2 separate regions of the Homo sapiens genome follow, and region 1 is linked to region 2. A link is an interaction called in ENCODE POLR2A ChIA-PET data of the cell type or tissue named here. Cell type or tissue: GM12878. All regions are shown on one strand. Links, peaks and the distances in the headings refer to the core of each region. The heading gives the core; the rest is flanking DNA. Region 1 overlaps NARS2 (asparaginyl-tRNA synthetase 2, mitochondrial). Region 2 overlaps PAK1 (p21 (RAC1) activated kinase 1).

Region 1 (8,000 bases), core at 1-8,000, 1.0 Mb after region 2:
TAGTTTTTGCATAGGCTCTTCCCTACCCTGTATTGCCTCCTCCCCTGCTCCTCTACCCTCCAAATAGAAAATTCCCATTCATCCTTCAATACTTGGCTCAACTGTCACTTCCCCTTTGAATCCTTACCATTCCCCCAAGTTTATTGCTCCCTCTCGTATATTACTATAACACTTTTTCATATTTATTATATAGAACATATCACTTTGAAATGTAACTATCTAAGTTATTTTTCTCCCCCAGCGTTTTCCAGAACAGGAATCATGTTTTATTCATATTCGCATCTCTAGTGCCTAAGATAAAACAGGTGCTCATGCTGAATGAATGAGTACTAATGATGATGACAGGCTTCCTCAGTTGTAAACTAAAAAGCACATCCTCACAAACGGTAACATTACAAATATAGAAAAATACTCAGATATATGTCACTGACGCCCTCAGTACCTAAAAGGGGTCAAACAATCCAGGTCTGGCCCAAACAATAAATTCAACAATTACAAGGCCCTGAGTTTCCAATCTGTGACTGTGCCATCTCTAGGTAGGTTGGCAATAGTACAGTACATCTAAATAAGTAAAATGACATTTCTGGTACTTTATCACAAGAAATTGTGTGTATACTTATGGAGCACAGGATGCTCCAAGATGAGCAGCAATAGGGATTTTTAAATTTTGCAGTGGTTAATGATTTTCCCTGGCAATGCAGGGCAAGGTCTCTAGTATAAAATACAGAAGAGGCTCAATAATTTTTATTTCAATTATAGTAAGGATCAGGCTCTGACTGAGGTATCTGAGAGTTAAATATCATTTTGATAGAGTAAGAACTAATGACCACAGTGCTTCCTCTAAAGTAACAGAGTGATAAAATGAACTGGAAGGTATGTTGAAAAATTGCGTAAGAAAGCATCTAATCTTTAAGCAGATGAATGTTTAAATAATTCAATAATGATCACCCTATGTCAGTATCCAAAGATACTGTTCAGTATCAAGTGTTCTATTATAAGTAATAGTAGCAATAGTAGTAGTAGTACTAGTGGTTACCATTATGGAATGATCATTATGGGCCAAGCACTAAATGGACAAGAACCTTAGAGTTAATCCCTTCATAGTTAACTCAGTCTACGTATGTATTAATACACTTATCTTCCAGAATAAGAAACTGCAGTTCAGATGGGTTAAGAAGCTTTCCCAAAAGTCAAAGTCATAGCTTAGTAAATGGTGGAAGCCAAACTCAAATCCACATTTCTGACTCTAATGCTCATAGCCTTAACCATGATACTAACAACAATGATGCTCAAAACAACACTGCAAACTCAGAAAATTAGAAAGAAAAATTTTTAGTATATTCCCCCTTCTCAAAGATAACTAGGGGAAGCAGTTTGGCATATTATGAATAGCTTGTTTTACGTGTTAAAATACAGCTCTCTAGAATGTTATCTTCATGAAAATAATGAGAATGATATATTCTCGTCAATACTTTGTAATCTTTAGCAAGTTATTTAGCTTTTCTGGTCTTCAAATCCTTATAGGAGTAGGGGTTGGGGACAGCTTGGCATTGATCTCTACTGTCTTTTGCAATAATTTTGTCTCTAGCTGCATGTGGAATCACTTCTATTTTAATTTATGTTTCTTTCTTTCTTTTTTCCTATCTTCCACAGACATGAAAGCCATTTGCAGCAAAGACTGAACCAACCAACATTTAAATAAAATCTGAGAACAAGGCCATTTCTAAAATAAGATACAAAACCAGGTGAAAGGCCAGTATTGCTCTGAGAAGAGACCAGGAGAAAAAGAAAACACTCGGCACTAAGAATCATTCTTGTGCCAAACTATGAAGAGAGGAAAGCTATATAAGGAAAATCCATGAGCTTGGAGTTAATGTTTAGTATAACAAAAGTACATTCAATACACATCAACCTAGATAGCTACAAAAATGGCTCTTTGGAAAATAAAAAGCAAAATTGAAAAAAAAAAAAAAAAAAAAGGTTCTACAAAGTTCACTTTCTCCCGTGTATGGAGTTTTATGAAGCCCTCAAGATGGCAAATAGATTAATATAAAGTGGTCACTGATTGCCTGGCCATTTATTCTTTCTGGCCCTGAAATTTCACAGTGAATCTTAACATTTTGAAAGAACAGAGGAACTGCTATTCTTTAGTTTGGGAAGAACTTATTCAGCATAAGACTGATCAGCAACTTTCACTACACCCTTCCCAAACCACCCCCAACCTCCATATCACTTCTTTACTGTTAGTTTAGTAAAAGTTCATTGACCTTAAGTGAACTCCCAGAAAACTATTAAACTGGATTTTAAAAGTTTTTGCCAAGTGCTTTTCTCATCATTCAGGAAAATGAACATCTATTTTACTACTGTTTTGTGTTCACTGGATTGTCAATACTGTGATATATTTTGCATTCATTATTTCTACATGCCTAAAAGAGTAGACTCCAGATACCCCCTTTTCAGCTTTCCCCTATCTGTCCACCATGCAATACACTTGGTGGAAAGGGATTATAAAAGAGATGCAGCCTTCACCATTTCAACAATCATGTCATGTCAAGATGCCTTAGGGAGGGTGAATTCTAAATTCTAAAAATTCTTATCTTTATTGCCAAAAACTTGTGCCAAATAATTTCCTTTAACATGTTCTTAATATTTTTTTTGGAACTGAATTTGAGACCCAAGCAAAATTTAATCTAAATTATATGATGAAATTCCAAGTTTGACAGAGTCTGACAACAATCCTGCTAAAGGGGGAGGAAGGTTAGCTAACCATCTGAGGAGATGACATGTGAAAAGAACATTCTAGCAAAGCAAACACCAACACATAGGTCCCAAGGTAGGAAGGAGCCTGACATGTTTAAAGAATTTAAAGAACAGGTGTAGGCCAGTAGCAGGATCAATGATAAGAGATGGTGGAAAGGACCAGAACATGCAGGGCCTTCCTTGTAAACACAGTAAGCAGTGACCAGATTTTATTTGATACACCTTGAAATACCCTCGCCTCTTGAAACATTTAACACTATTTTCCTAGTACTGTCCTCGTTTTCCTTCTAAATACTGCTCTGACCTCTATTTCTGCCTCCTTTTACATGCCGCTTTAGCTGTTCATTAAGCAGTAGCACTCCTCCAAAGTTACCCCTAGAACCTTTAACTTTTCTCCCGATACTTTTCCTTATATGATTTCCCTTGGCCAATGATTTCAGTTAACTACTTACTGGCACACACAAATTTATACCTTCTAACCAGCCCTCTTCTCTAAGTTCCAAAAGTATATATCCATCTGCTTATTTGGTCCTTCCACTTGTCACAAACTGAACTCATGTCTCCCCCCAGCTTCCACTTTGATTTCAGTCGTCTCCCAACCTTCCTAGGCCAATCTTCCCAATACGCTCTTTTTTTTTTTTTTTCCTGTTGGTTTGGTGAAAAAACCAATATGCTCTTTAATAACACCAAGTACTACTTACTGTTCACAGCACCTTTCAAAATAAAAAATTTACATCAATCGATGTGATTATTTAACATCCATCTCCATTATATTGAAAATTTCATGAGCGACTATATACATATATATATATTTTATTTGGTTCATTATGGCATCCTCATCCTCAGTCTTTTTTTTTTTTTTTTTTTTTTTTTTGAGATGGAGTCTCGCTCTGTCACCCAGACTGGATGACACGATCTCGGCTCACTGCAGTGGCACGATCTCGGCTCACTGCAAGCTCCACTACCCAGGTTCATGCCATTCTCCTGCCTCAGCCTCCCGAGTAGCTGGGACTACAGGCGCCCGCCACCACGCCCGGCTAATTTTTTGTATTTTCAGTAGAGACGGGGTTTCACGGTGTTAGCCAGGATGGTCTTGATCTCCTGACCTCGTGATCCGCCTGCCTCGGCCTCCCAAAGTGCTGGGATTACAGGCGTGAGCCACCGCGCCCGGCCCATCCTCAGTCTTAATCTAGTGCCTAACACATACTAGTCAATATTTGTCAAATAAGTAATTCTTCTTCTATAAAATATGCTGATCCCCAAATTGCACTTTTTTTAAGAGATGGGGTCTCCTATGTGGCCCAGACTGGACTCCTGGGGTCAAGTGACCCTCCTGCCTCAGGCTTCCAAGAAGGAGGAATTACACATGCCCACTATGGCACCCAGCTTCCCAAATGAATATTTGAAACAGCAGTGGGATGGGATTAAGGGTAGAAAAGGAAGGTAAATAGAATATCAATTACTAAACAAAAAATAATTCTGTTCTGCGAAATAATAGTTCACAGAAGGCACTAGAGAGTAACAGCATCAGTTTTTAAAAACTGTCACATATTTTTGCTCTGTCAACAAGAAAATCTTTGAAAAGGACTAGAGCGGGTGAACTGCTCTAATTAGAACAAATTTTAAATTAACTATAACATTACTACAAGAAAATAATTATCCTAGTCTATTCTATGTAAACACAGCAGTATATGATTCTTTGGCTCCTGAGTGAAATGCCACTTCATTCCTGCAACAATGGACTCTTCAGGACTGACTGGATATGGGGGCTTAGAAAATAACATTATTTGAAAAGGTCACAAATTTGACTGTTCTTTCTAACTGAATATTTATCCTTATGTCTCAATAAGACACTAAAATTACCTATATAATTTTGTCAACGGCACTTACTCGTGTCGAAATTATCCCTCTTACACCTCTCATATTTAGTGGTCCTTGCTCTGAGGACCACTAAAGAGAACAACATGTAAGTACTTTACTTTAGTTACATGTACTACATAGTGTTTAAGTGTTATTTAAGTCTACAAATATTTCAAAGGTTCCCTTTTCTCAGGCCTGATACTACAGAGGTAGAGGAGTCATTATAGCATTGAACTATCAACAATTTCCTGGACTCAAGTCCTGTCCAGATGACTCACTTTTTTAAGGTTATGGTACTGATTAAGAACATGTAGTCTAAAGACCCAAGCTGAAATCATGGCTCCTCCACTTATGAACAAACTAAGTTCTTAATTTCTGTAAGACTAAATTTCCCCATGCAAAGATGAGGGTGAGTATATAAATGTCATGGAGGTTATTATAAAGATGAAATGAAATAAATACATCAAAAGGTTAACCTAACACCAACTATATGGTAAGAGAACAAATGGATCAAAGTTACTTTTTGTCTCCTTCCTTTCCATCGGGCTACAGTTTGCATTTGCTTGATTTTATTTATTTATTTTTTTTTGAGGCAGGGTCTTGCTCTATCACCCAGGCTGGGGTGCAGTGGCACAAACACAGCTCACTGTAGCCTCAACCTCCTGGGCTCAAGCAATCCTCCTGCCCCAGCCTCTTGAGTAGCGAGGACCACAAGCATGTGCCACCAAGCCCAGCTAATTAAAAATTTTTTTATAGATGGGGGTTTCACCATGTTGTAAAGATCCCTTTACACTTCAAATTATTGTAGATCTCAAAGAAATTTGGTTTATCTAGGTTGTATCTACCAACGTTTACTACTAAAATTGATAAATTAAAATTATGTTTGTGTTACTTAAAAATAATGACAAGGCCGCACACGGTGGCTCATGCCTGTAATCCAAACACTTTGGAAGGCCGAGGCGGGTGGATCTTTTGAGGGCAGGATTTGAGACTAGCCTGGGCAACATGGTGAAACCCCGTCTCTACAAAAAATACAAAAATTAGCCAAGCGTGGTGGCATGCGCCTTTAGTCCCAGCTAGCTGGGAGGCTGAAGCAGGAGGATTGATTGAGCCTGGGAGGTTGAGGCTGCAGTGAGCTGTGATAATGTGACTGTGCTCCAGCCTAGGTGACAGAGTGAGACCCTGTCTCAAACACACATACACACACACAAAACAAAAACAATGACAAGTCCATTATGTGTTACAAATAACATATTTTTTATGAAACATAATTTTTTCCCAAAACAAAAAAATTAGTAAGAGGAGTGACACTGCTTTACACTTTTATAAGTTTCTTTAATGTCTGGCTTAACAAAAGGTGGCTAGATTCTCATACCTACATTTGCATTCAATCTGTTGCACTATCACATGCCATGAAGACTGGAAAATACTGTATATAAAATCTTGAGACAATGAGAATGAAAAAGGCAGTTACTGTCTTAGTATTAGAAAATAGTTTCAACTTCAAGGATTCCCCTGAGAGGATGTGAAGCCCCAGAGATATCCAGACCATATGCTGAGAACCACTATCTTTGGCAATGGTTCTTAATGAAGAGTATTAGTTCAGGGCTCTACCTCTGAAGACCTCTCTTCAGAAAGTCTAAGAAGGGTCCTGGTCACGGATATATTTAAAAGCTCTACTAGTAATTATGATGTGAATCCTGATAAAGAAATACTGCCCTAAAAAAGGTTTAGACCTCTAATTAATATACTTTTTAAAAGGTTTTTTGATGGCTAAATTTTGAAAATAAAAAATAACAATGTTGGCAAGGATATAGAGATACTCCTTGTATACTGTTGGTGTAAACGTGAAATTGTATAACTGTTATGGAAAACAATTTGGTGGCTGCTCAATAAATTAAACATAGAATGACCCAACTATTTCCTCCTGAATGTATACCTCAAAGAAATAATAAAGACAGGTATTCAAACAAAACTTTGTACATAAATGTTCATAGTGGCATTATATAGCCAAAAAACAGAAATAACCCAAATATTCATCAATGAATGAATAAACTAAATGTGGTATATTCATACAATGGAATAATTTTCAGCCATAAAAAAGAAATACTGATATATGCTATAACATGGATGGAAACACTAGGCTAAGTGAAAGAAGCTAGACACCAAAGGCCACATACTATATGATTTCCTGTATATGAAATATCCAGAAAAGGCAAATCTATAAAAACAGAAAGCAGAAAGTGGTTGCCAGGGATTGGGTGGGGAGGAAATGGAGAGTACACTATTTTACATGAGTTGTTATAACAAAATATCACAGACTGGGTGCCTTAAACAACAGAAATTAATTTTCCTGCAGTTCTAGAGGCCGGAAATCCAAGACCAAAGTGACAGCAGGGTTGGTTTCTGGTGAAGCCTCTCTTTCTGGTTTGCTGAAGGCTGCCTTCTTGCTATGTCCTCATGTGGATTTTCCTTTGTGCACAAGCACCCCTGGTATCTCTTCTTATATGGACACCAGTCATACTGGATTATGGTTCTACCCTTATGTCCTCATATAACTTTACTTTTTAACAGTACTATCTTCAAATACAATCACATAGGGGTTAGGACAATACAACATATGAATCCTAGGGGAGAGGCAATTCAGTACATAACAGAGAACAACTGCTTTACGGGTATGGGCCTTCCTTTTGGGGTGACGGAAATGTTCTGGAACTAGACAGTGATGTTGGTTGTACAATGTCACTAATGGTAAATTTTATCTTATGTGTATTTTGCCACAACACATTTTTTAAAAGTTGACTGAGGCCAGGCGCGGCGCCTCACGCCTGTAATCCCAGCACTTTGGGAGGCCAAGGCACGTGAATCAGCTGAGGCTGTCAGGAGTCTGAGACCAGCCTGGCCAACATGGTGAAACCCTGTCTCTACTAAAAATACAAAAATTAGCCAGGCGTGGTGGCATGCCACTGTAATCCCAGCTACTTGGGAGGCTGAGGCACAAGAATTGCTTGAACCCAGGAGGCGGAGGTTGCAGTGAGCCAAGATCACACCGCTGCACTCCAGCCTGGGTAACAGAGTGAGACTGTCTCAAAAAAAAAAAAAAAAAAAGGTTGAATGACGAGATTGTCTATCAAGCACTTTACACACATTTCATTTCATCCTTGCTACCCTATAAGAGAGGTGATTTCATTCCATTTTATAACTTCAGAAACTGAGGCTTAGACAAGTGAGTAAATAGTCCAGAGCACCACAATCAAAGCTGCTTTAACATAAGCAGTCCAAATCCAGGGCCCACTTACTGTACTGCTGCAAGTGTGCACTCTTAAAAAGTAAAAAGTTCAGCACAGATGCTGAATGGTACACTGAGCTCCTTCACCCAG
Region 2 (10,548 bases), core at 1,448-9,447:
AGCCACAGATTGAGAAATGTCCTGATTCACCCTCGTTTTCTAATGTGAAATTCTCTGAGTGAAGCCATCTAACTCTTTGTAAACTCATCACAATTACGAAGCAAAACATCTTCTATTATTGTGAATGGCCATGTAAGTTAAAATAATTTAATTTCTGTTGCCTAAGAATAAATTGTTATATACCATGCAATCAACATCTTAATGGTCATGACTAGAAATGTGGCATACAGCAACAAAATTGCTTCTAGAAAAAGAAAAGCTGCCCACAATAGTATAATATACACAAAAACAACTAAGTAAAAAAACTGAAGTTGTCTTTTTCCTCCAAATGTCCCTGTTTGGGGGATCTCAAAACTCCTTGGTTCCACCAAGATGAATTCACCTCAAGTGTCCTCTGATGGAGGTCTGAATACTGCAAGGACTTATCCCACAATATCTCTACTTCTCTCTGCTAATCCAAATCCTACCTGACCAAGTTCTTTTCCTGACCATCCAGCCTACTGTTATGGGTTGAATTGTGTCTCAAAAAAAAAAAAATGTTAAAATCCTAACCACCAATACCTTAGGATTGACCTTATTTGGAATTAGAGTAGTTACAGACGTAATCAAGTTAAAATGAGGTCATTAGGGTGGACCCTAATCCAATATAATTGGTGTCCTTATAAAAAGGGGAAATTTGGACACAAGAGACAATCACACACAGAGATAAGATTAGGTGAAAGGACAAAGGGAAAAGAAGCCATCCATAAGCCAAGAAAGGCCAGAGGGTAACAGAAACTAGGATAGAGGCCAGGCACCTCCAGAGGTGGACCTGCAAAAACCTTGATTTCAACCTTCTGGCCTCTAGAACTGAGAGACCACAAATTTCTGTTTTTCTAAGTCACCCAATCTGTGGTACAGCAGCACTAGGAAACTAATACAGCCACCTTTCTCTAAACTACTAAAGTTTGTACCCAGTTTATTTGGTGGCACTGTTCAATTTATTTTTAGTGTATATATCCTACATTCTTAATGAAATCAAAGTTTTTTAAGGGCAGAAACACTATTTTATACTTCTTTGGTATCATCTACCATTCTTAGGGAAAAACTGACCTCAGGCAAGGTATTCAGGAAACATTTGCTCTCTTGATCACTTTCTGGAAAATGTTCAACAACCACTGTTGTTTTAGAATGTGATAACCAGAAAATCACTTTTCCTACTTCCCTAATTCTGTTTCACACCGGAGTGAGCTATTTAAAAATCTACATTTCTCTTCATGAGCTTTTTATATACATAATATCTATCACATATAGAATCATGGACTGTTTGGGGCCAAGAGAGAGCTTAAAGATCATGTAGTGCAATCCTGAAGCGGTATCTTCTTCAACTTACAGATACCACTTCTCCCTTCTTGATCGTAAATGCCCTATTCTCCCTTGTCCGTTGTATTAGTTATTGATTTACAGGGCTCCTTCTCATCACCCCACCCCCACTATACAATAAGCACATTCAGGGTTGAAACTGTCTCATTCATCTTTATATCTCCAGTACTTATCACAGTTCATAGTACATGCTCAATCAACAGTTCCTAAAGTATTATTTTCTCTTTCTTTGCCACTAGTCTGCAAGCTTCTCCAAGAAAGGAAGTGAATCTTAGTCATCTTTGTATCTCTAGGGTCTAGCACTAGCATGCAGCAGATAATAAATATAATATTTGTTGTTCATGATATTAAAATGTTTGACTCACTGTCTCTATGCTAGGCTGTGCTGGCCTATCCTTTATTAAGAAGCTCAGACCCAGGCTGGGCACGGTGGCTCACACCTGTAATCCCAGCACTTTGGGAGGCCGAGGTGGGTGGATCACCTGAGGCCAGGAGTTCGAGACCAGCCTGGCCAACATGGCGAAACCCTGAATCTACTAAAAATACAAAAATTAGCCAGGCATGCTGGTGCAGGCTTGTAATCCCAGCTACTCAGGAGGCTGAGCCATGAGAAACACTTGAACCCAGGAGACAGAGGTTGCAGTGAGCCAAGATCATGCCACTACACTCCAGCCTGAGTGAAACAGCGAGACCCTGTCTCAAAAAAAAAAAAAAAAAAAAAAAGAAAGTTCAGACCCAAGGTCATATAGTTAATAGATGATGGAGCTAAGATTTGAATCCAGAACATCTCATTGAAAGGTCTATCCTCTCATGTACTTTCATGGTAAAGTTTTTATAACTCTAGATATAAATGCAACTTCAGTTTTCTATTGGTTTAACTTCCTTTGAAGTTTGTTTCTAGTTAAAATTGGCAGATTGAAAACACATTTACTTATGTTCCCTCCCAAAATCACTCTAAAATGATGGTAAAGCTATAAAAGAGGTATGAACCTCAACAATAAAGAGAATGGGTGAGGGGACATCAGACGGTAAGAGATTTCAAAAACTGTTTAGAATAATAGTGAATAGGGGAGCTGTGACAAAAAGAAAAAAAAAAAACAAAAAAGGAGAGCAAAAGAAGCTGTAATCTAGAGCCTTGCATAGTCCCTGAGCAGCAAAGATGTGTGGTCCCTGTACAACAGGATCCCTTCACCTGGAAAGAATCACTGGATTAAAACACATAAAGACATAGGAAGTATAAATCATTTACCCAAAACCACACAGAGATAAGAAGAGCTAGATCCTATTTTTGTTACCTTTCTATAACACATCCGCTATTAGCCAACTTAAAAGAATATAGGATGAATCAGCAGCCCATGCCACAAAACAAGGAGGCAGAGGTGTTTCCCAGGGTCTACATTTTGGCCTTCTTTACCAACTCCAAAAAGGTCCTTTGTGTTTGGGCTCTCCCTGGTGAGAACCTGTTCAAATAGTTGGGATAAGAATCCCATTATTCCCATTGTCTGATTCTATAGCTCTGAAAGGTAGGTTACCAGCACCTAACAAAAATAGGACAAAACTTGGAGGCGAAAGATTTCATAAGCACTAACACTGTTTCAAGTCAAAGCTGAGCTCATCTATCTTGCCCGTGGTAGTGTGAGAGAAGCAGCTTTTCATCCCTTTTTAGAACAGAACATGTCCAAAGGTAGGTGTTGTTATATCTGCTAACAAGATGAAACAGATTCTTTTTTTTTTTTTCAGGGGAAGTCTCGCGCTCAGGCTGGAGTGCAGTGGCACGATCTCAGCTCACTGCAACCTCCACCTCCCGGGTTCAAGCGATTCTCCTGCCTCAGCCTCCCAAGTAGCTGGGATTACAGGCGCCCACCACCACGCCCAGCTAATTTTTGTATTTTTAGTAGAGACGGGGGTTTCATCATGTTGGCCGGACTGGTCTCAAACTCCTGATCTCAGGTGATCCGCCCACCTCAGCCTCCCAAAGTGCTGGGATTACAGGCGTGAGCCACCATGCCCAGCCAAAATAGATTCATTTTAAAATGCCAAATTACAGAATTGCCTACAGTTGCAATTAAGGCATTAATAACTCTAGGGCTATTTCTTAATACACAATTATGAGAGTACCACAGCTATTTGCTCCTCATTCCACCACACTCCCATTTGAACTCTAGTCCATCACTGCATTAAACACATCTACATACTCAATTTGTGTGTTTTTGATGTGCACAGAAAGAATACTGAATTAGGAGTCAGAAGAATAGTTCCAAACACAACTCAAGCTTTGGAATCAGCAAGCTTGGGTTTGAATCCCAATTCTGTCTGAGTTACCAGCTGTGAGATCAGAAATTAATCATTTAATCTCTCTGGACCTCAATTACCTCATATGTAAAATGGGAGACTCATATGGGAAAAAATGGAAAAATATGTCAGAGACCTGTTGTGAGGATTGGGAATATTTATTAGGCAACTTGCACAGCAGTAAGTTACTCAATGCGTGGTACTTTCCTCTTTTATTGACCACCTGGTATTTGCTACGTATTTCTAACCTTGGAAGGGTTGTTTTGAAGAAGTGTTTAAGGAGAGGTAGAATATACAAATTACATTAATTACAATACAGTACAACACAAAATATAACACAGTACAAATATAATATAAGAAATGATGTCATAGCCATTACAACAGAGTAACACATAAACACTGAAGGAAGAAATACTAATTCTGCCTGGCACAGGAGGACAATGTCAGAGAAGGCATCAGAGACAGATATTTGAACTTGGTCTTGAAGGTTGTTGAGTGTAAGGACAGCAAGCAAAGGAAAACATGTTAAACAAACAAAATGCTATGAGACCCAAGTTAAGGGAACATGAGAAAGAATGTTTGGCTTATTTCAGCAATAGTGTGAAAACTTACAAAGAAGTGATAGGTTATACAGAACCAGAAATAAGATTAGCATGAGGAAGGGACTACCCATGGGAAGTTTTTTGTGGAAAGCAAAGTGGTATAATAGGCAAAAAGAGGTAGTCATTTGAGAAACTCTTGAAACTATTTAGCTGGAGAAGAACAGTAATAAAATCACTATTGTGATTATAAAGAATTGTCATGTGGAGGAAAGGTTGAATTCATTTTGTCTGACCCAAGGGACAGATTTAAGAAGGTGGATAGAAATTAAAAAATGATATTATACAAAAATGGCTAAGGAATATTAATGATATACAGGGTGAGTGTTTGAAATTTAAAAGAAAATGTCCCTCCTGTACGTTTTGAAATTAACCCAGAAAGCTCGAAAGAGAAACTCCTTCAATCTTAGCCTGGGCTAAGAACCCCAGGCTTTCTCTTCCTCTTTGGGGACAAGACTTGACTTGATGGGCCTTTGGTGCAACCAGGTTTGAGGAAGGTGCTTCCACCACTTCCTGAGGCCTTACACAATTCAATTCAACCTCAAAAGGGAACACTAGCCCACACAGAAACAGCTTAAAAAGAAAACTAAAGAAGGCAACGACTTTAAAGGAAACTAGGCAGTGCGCTTAAAGAGAAAAGGGCAATGGGAACAACATGAACATCAGAGGCATCAACTATCTGTTCTCATGTTAATGAAGGAAGGAAGAGCAGCAAGACCATTCAGTTCAACATCTCACTGTACACATAGAGAAACTGAAGCCCAGAAAGGGGATAGGGCAGGTAAAGCCAGGCATGAAAACAACTTAACATAAAACGTTAGAGTTCAGGCAGACTCTTTTATCATCTCACTTTTCCTCAAAATAACACAGTGAAGGAGGTGTTATTTTCCCAATGAGACACGAAGATCTTTAAAGCATTACAATGTTTGTGTTAGTTTTCCTTATGGGTTGCTGGAATGAATAATGCTTTCCTTTTCAATCCTATAGGTAAAAAAAAAAAAAAAAAAAAAATCACCCTAAGGACTGGAGCTTCTCCAGGGAAATAATGTGGACTAGGAAACAGTTTCTCAATACCCTCACCCCAATTCCCCTATTCTATCTAGGACTTTCCAATGTATTACATATTCAATTTTTTAAAAATTCTGTTTTAGCCCCTGTGCTGAGAACAGGGAGCAAAAATTCAATCAGACATGCATCTTCAAGGAGCTTCCCATTCTGAAAGCATAGACAAGCATGACAATCAATGATTATCTTTTAGTCATGAAGACTTGGTTTCAAATCCTGGGTCTGCCCTTTACTAGCTAAGGCAAGTCATTTCCTTTCATCTAAACTTCAGACTCCTTTTCTGCGAAATTGAAGGCAATACCCTCAGTCTAACTCAAAGTATTAACTTGTGAGTATTTGGAAAGATAATTATTTAAAGCACCCAGCAGAATGTCTGATCCACAGTATATATGCTCAGAAGGTATTTACTGAATTAATGGCTTACATAAAAGTATCAATTCTAGGGGTAGAGTTGGGAAGAAAGAACATCCCAGCATTATGTTTTCTCATAACCCTGGACCCACTGAGAGAATGATGTTTACCTGATCATGTGGGTTTCATGCTCCCCAACTCTTGTGCATTAAAGCCACAAATACCACCCCAGCATTAAAAACCCGAAAGAACCTGGCAGGTCCCACACAATGACTAGGGATGAAGGAAATAGCTGTCTGGCCTGACCATATTTGCAAAGGGAAGTAGGCAGCAGAGCAAGGCCTAAAAAACCCAAGACCTGAAATCCTGCAAATCCTTATGATTAAAGACTAGAAAATCCTTGTTAAATACAAATATCTCTGCAAGGTGAAGCTGGGGTGAAGAATTAGGAGCCATTAGGGATTTATGGAACTCTATGGGCCACAGAAGTTCTCCACTTTAGATAGATATTATTTCAAAAAAATACATTGGCATATCTACTGTGGGTCAGGTGTTGAAACAGCAGAGGACTTAGACATGGTTCCAGTTTTTGAGACACTTAGAATAACAGAGACAGAGATCACAATGAAAAATGGTTTCACCACTAAGGTCCTGACATACTGCTATTCAGTGGGCTGCAACTGCCTGCAGAAGTGACCCAAGTTTCCCAGTTACCAAGTTTCCTCCTCCTCTTTTTCAATCCATTTACCACAAAACCTGCCATCTCTAGAGGCCCTTCTCTGGGCAGAAGAGCTTGCCTATGTGCCACAGGAGTTTAGAATGGAAATCTGACTAACAGCAAAGCTCATACCTTACACCACCTATAGCCTCTGGAATCAAACTCCACAAAACACTTTAAAACCACAGAACAAGAAGTTCTGATGTATTTATTTTAAGACTTTAGGGAAACCATTTGAGAAGACAGAACTAAGTCTTCTGAGAATATCTCAAACATTTACTGACTACCTATTATGTTCCAGCCACCACTTTGATTCTTTATAATGGGGTTCAAGACATGCTACCCCAAAATATGACATCTTAGCATATGAGAAAACAGCAGACGCAAGAAAGTATTCTCACTCTCAGCTTCCCCTCACCCTTCTCCCCTGAAGCAGGTAATCAGATCCTCATTCAAGAGGTACCCTCCTTATTCCCAGAGGAAAGCCTCATTTTTCTCTGAAGACACAGGGACATACAGAAAAATCTGAACAAACCAGCCTTGCTAAGTTCCCTCCAACCCTGATCCTATTACCATTACATCATACCGCCTTTGTCCAATCATATTTCTCCAAGACTACCCACTTCTTCCATCAAACCTAAACATAAAAATACACAAGTTTGCCTGTTTCTTTGCATCCTCATTTCCTTATGAAGGCTCCTATGTCATGTAAAACTTGTATTAAATATATTTGCTTGCTTTTCTCTCGTTAATGTCTTTTGTTTTTTTTTGTTTTTTTTTTGAGACGGCGTCTTGCTCTGTCGCCCAGGCTGGAGTGCAGTGGCACGATTTCTGCTCACTGCAAGCTCCGCCTCCTGGGTTCATGCCATTCTCCTGCCTCAGCCTCCCGAGTAGCTGGGACTACAGGCGCCACCACCACGCCCGGCTAATTTTTTGTATTTTTAGTAGAGACGGGGTTTCACCATTTTGGTCAGGCTGTCTCGAACTCCTGACCTCAGGTGATCCGCCTGCCTCGGCCTCCCAAAGTGCTGGGATTACAGGCGTGAGCCACCACGCCCGACCTCTCTCGTTAATGTCTTTTGCTACAGGAGCCTCAGCCATGAACATAGCAATGGGAAAAATATTTCTTTTCCCCTACATTTATATATATTAATGTCCTCAAAACAACCCTGTAAGAGAGCTATTATTGTCTCAATTTTACAAAGAAAAAACTACGTTCACAGAAATTAAGTGACTTGCCCAAAATCACACAGTTAATAAGTGATGGAGCTAAAAATTCATAAGTAAATTGGCCACGTCCACTTTAAAGTCTTCATTTCATTTTTTCCCCTGCATCTCACATTTCATTCTAATGATAACGCTGTGAGGCAGAGTATCAACATAATTTCATTTTATAAATAGGAAACTGGTGCTTAAGGAAGTGATATTACTTTCTGAGAAACAGGTCAGTAAGTAGCAGAGCCACAGTTTGTACCCAGATCTCATGCCCTCAAATCTGCACTCTTTACACTACCCCACAATTCCTCTTACACTTGCCTTGCAGAGAGGTGTAGTAAAAATATACTTAATAGGGAGTCAGAAGTGCTGAGATGTGGTCTTGACTCTGTAACTAACTTATATAATATTGAATGAGCTGCTTTTCTTCTCTTGGCTTCAGTTTCTCATTCATAAAATAAGGGTGTTGAATTAGACATCTCCTAGGGTCCCCTTCAGCCAGCAACCCAACTAGTCTATGAGAAGCAGTTTCTCTAATTTCCTTGCCACTCAAGCAGTAACTTTCTAAAAGAAAAAAAAAGACTGGTTATTTACAGTATAGACGAAGGTGGAAAATGCTCAGCACCAAAGAGTAGAAATTACCCATTCAAAAGGCATATTTACCTTCCTCAAACACCCTAGATATAAAGAAAGAAGAAGCCATAAGCCACCTAATAACAGGGTTGGCACATCTAATAACAAGCCAAGTAGGAGTAAAGAGTGTGTTCATGGTAGGGCCCTTTTCCCTCTGCTGGATTCCTAACACTTCTATTCACTAGCTTTCTCTCTTCCTAGGTTGGCACATCAGCCCTGCCTCACAGCAAATCAGGCTTATGACTTTAACTAAATCCCATCAGATCTAAACAATCTACAAATGACTTTTTACTAGTATTACAGAACAAAAAAATGAAAGCCCCAGATGTAAATTCATCCATGCCAAGAAATAGGAAGAAGGAAGAAGTGGGATATATAAGATTTTGGAGGCCAGGTGCGGTGGCTCACGCCTGTAATCCCAGCACTTCAGGAGGCCGAGGCAAGCAGATCGCCTGAGGTCAAGAGTTCAAGATCAGCCTGGCCAATATGGCAAAACCCCGTCTCTACTAAAAATACAAAAATTAGCCAGGTGTATGGCGCACGCCTATAGTCCCAGCTACTCAGGAGGCTGAGGCAGAAGAATCGCTTGAACCCAGGCAGCAGAGGTTTCAGTGAGCCGAGATCGCGCCATTGCACTCCAGCCTGGGCGAAAAGAGCAAAACTCAGTCTCAGGAAAAAAAAAAATTTTTTTGGAAAAATTATTTCCCTGTCTGTCCTAGTTTCTTTATATATAAAGCAAAGGAGAGAGTCCAAACTGATTCTAAACACCTTTCCCACTGAAACTTAACATGAACTTGTAAGTATTCTATATTTAGAAAATGTGAGATATATTAAAAAAAAAAAAAACAAGGGGGAAAAGGGCATGGTATTACAAATTTTAATTACCTCACAGGAGAAAATAAAAAGGAATGAATTATAGTGCCAGGGAAGAACATAAAATATGTATGGTCACAGCAAGCTGAATACATATTAGTTATAAGAGCAAAAGGAACTGCACTATCCCTGTAACAGCCAAATAATTCATATAATGCCCCAGGGTAAGACTGCAGAGCAGAACCCATGTTCATGCAGTTAAACCAGAGCTGATCTGAATATGATCAAAGATCCAACACCAGGCTGGGTGCGGTGGCTCACACCTGTAATCTTAGCACTTTGGGAGGCTGAGGCAGGAGGATTGCTTGAACTCAGGACTTCAAGACCAGTCTGGCAATATGGCGAAACCCCATCTCTACAAAAAAATACAAAAAAATTAACTGGGTATGGTGGCACGTGCCTGTAGCCCCAGCTACTTGGCAGGCTGAAGTAGGAGGTTGAAGCTGCAGTGAACTATGATCAGGCCACTGTACTCCAGCCTAGGTGACAGAGCGAGACCTTGTCTTGAAAAATAAATAAACAAATAAATAAAATTCATACTACCTTAGCCAAGTATCATCATTCATATTCTGTAGCTCTTTACCTATTAATATGCTAAATTACGTACTAGGCACTTCCACATATATTTGTCCATTTAATTGTCTCAACACCCCAGTGGTTATATTCCCTATTTTACAGAAGGGGAGCCCGAAGCTCAATGAGGTAAAAAGACCAGGATGAGAATCCAAACTCTGGCTCCAAGTTCAATATACTCTGTCCCTATTATAACCTATCTCCTTCATTGTACAAGTCCCTCAGACACACATTATCCGGTTTTATATCTCACAACCACCACCACCTTGTGAGCTAGACATTCAAGATTCCTCATGAACTGGTCCCTATCCGTCTTTCCAGTTTTGAAATGGATGCTGTTGGCTGCCTACCCAGCATCCATTCCCTTCTTCTCCCTAACAGAGCCCAGACTTTTTTTTTTATCAGGTATTCATCCCTCATCAAACAGTTTCTAAGGCAGTTCTCAAATTTTAGCATGAAATCAAAATCATCTGGCGGGCTTGTTAAAACACAGATTCCTGGGCCCCACACCCAGAGTTTTTGATTCATAAGTCTGAGATGTGGCTCCAGAATTTGCATTTTTAGCAAGTTCCCAGAACACAACACTTTGAGAAGCACTGTTCTCAGAGAAAGCTGACCCCATTCCTAGCTCCAAGAGCAGGCCCTGATTGTACATCCAAACCAAACATGGTAATTCCATTCTCCTTGCCAGTGATTAGTTCTTGAATCAGATTTAGGTTTACTCAATCAGTACCTGGCATGTCCCTAGAAATTCTTGTAGTTCAGGGATGGGCAGGTGGTCTCTACTGGTTCAATTTCACTGAGGAGAAGAAATTTTTGTCCATTTTCTGAAATAAAATCAGTCAGTCTCTCTCCCTTTCTCTCTCT

Evidence for each region. ChIA-PET counts read pairs that join two places held together with the same protein. Peaks named below come from ENCODE experiments on the same cell type or tissue, not always from the same donor. Only the 100,000 strongest peaks of a DNase experiment are listed, where the experiment ranks them.
Region 1: POLR2A ChIA-PET joins it to region 2 with 5 read pairs; 2 of 35 experiments call an interaction of 5 or more read pairs at or near these places.

The regions. Positions count from the first base shown.
Region 1 is chr11:78,495,283-78,503,282 of GRCh38, forward strand. The region is part of intron 6 of NARS2 (asparaginyl-tRNA synthetase 2, mitochondrial); the gene reads right to left. LOC105369403 (a long non-coding RNA gene) reads left to right here. Exons shown (of 2, transcript XR_007062798.1): 2 at 1,654-2,309. Among named protein-coding and RNA genes, the nearest start is that of NARS2-AS1, 34 kb to the right of the region's middle. In GM12878, for the core only: no CTCF peak of the experiment used is centred there; no DNase peak of the experiment used is centred there.
Region 2 is chr11:77,444,450-77,454,997 of GRCh38, forward strand. All of the region lies in intron 1 of PAK1 (p21 (RAC1) activated kinase 1), which reads right to left. Among named protein-coding and RNA genes, the nearest start is that of PAK1, 24 kb to the right of the region's middle. RefSeq lists enhancers at 4,266-5,036, 4,616-5,045. In GM12878, for the core only: no CTCF peak of the experiment used is centred there; a DNase peak (open chromatin) is centred at 4,782; H3K4me3 peaks cover 1,576 bases; H3K27ac peaks cover 5,746 bases.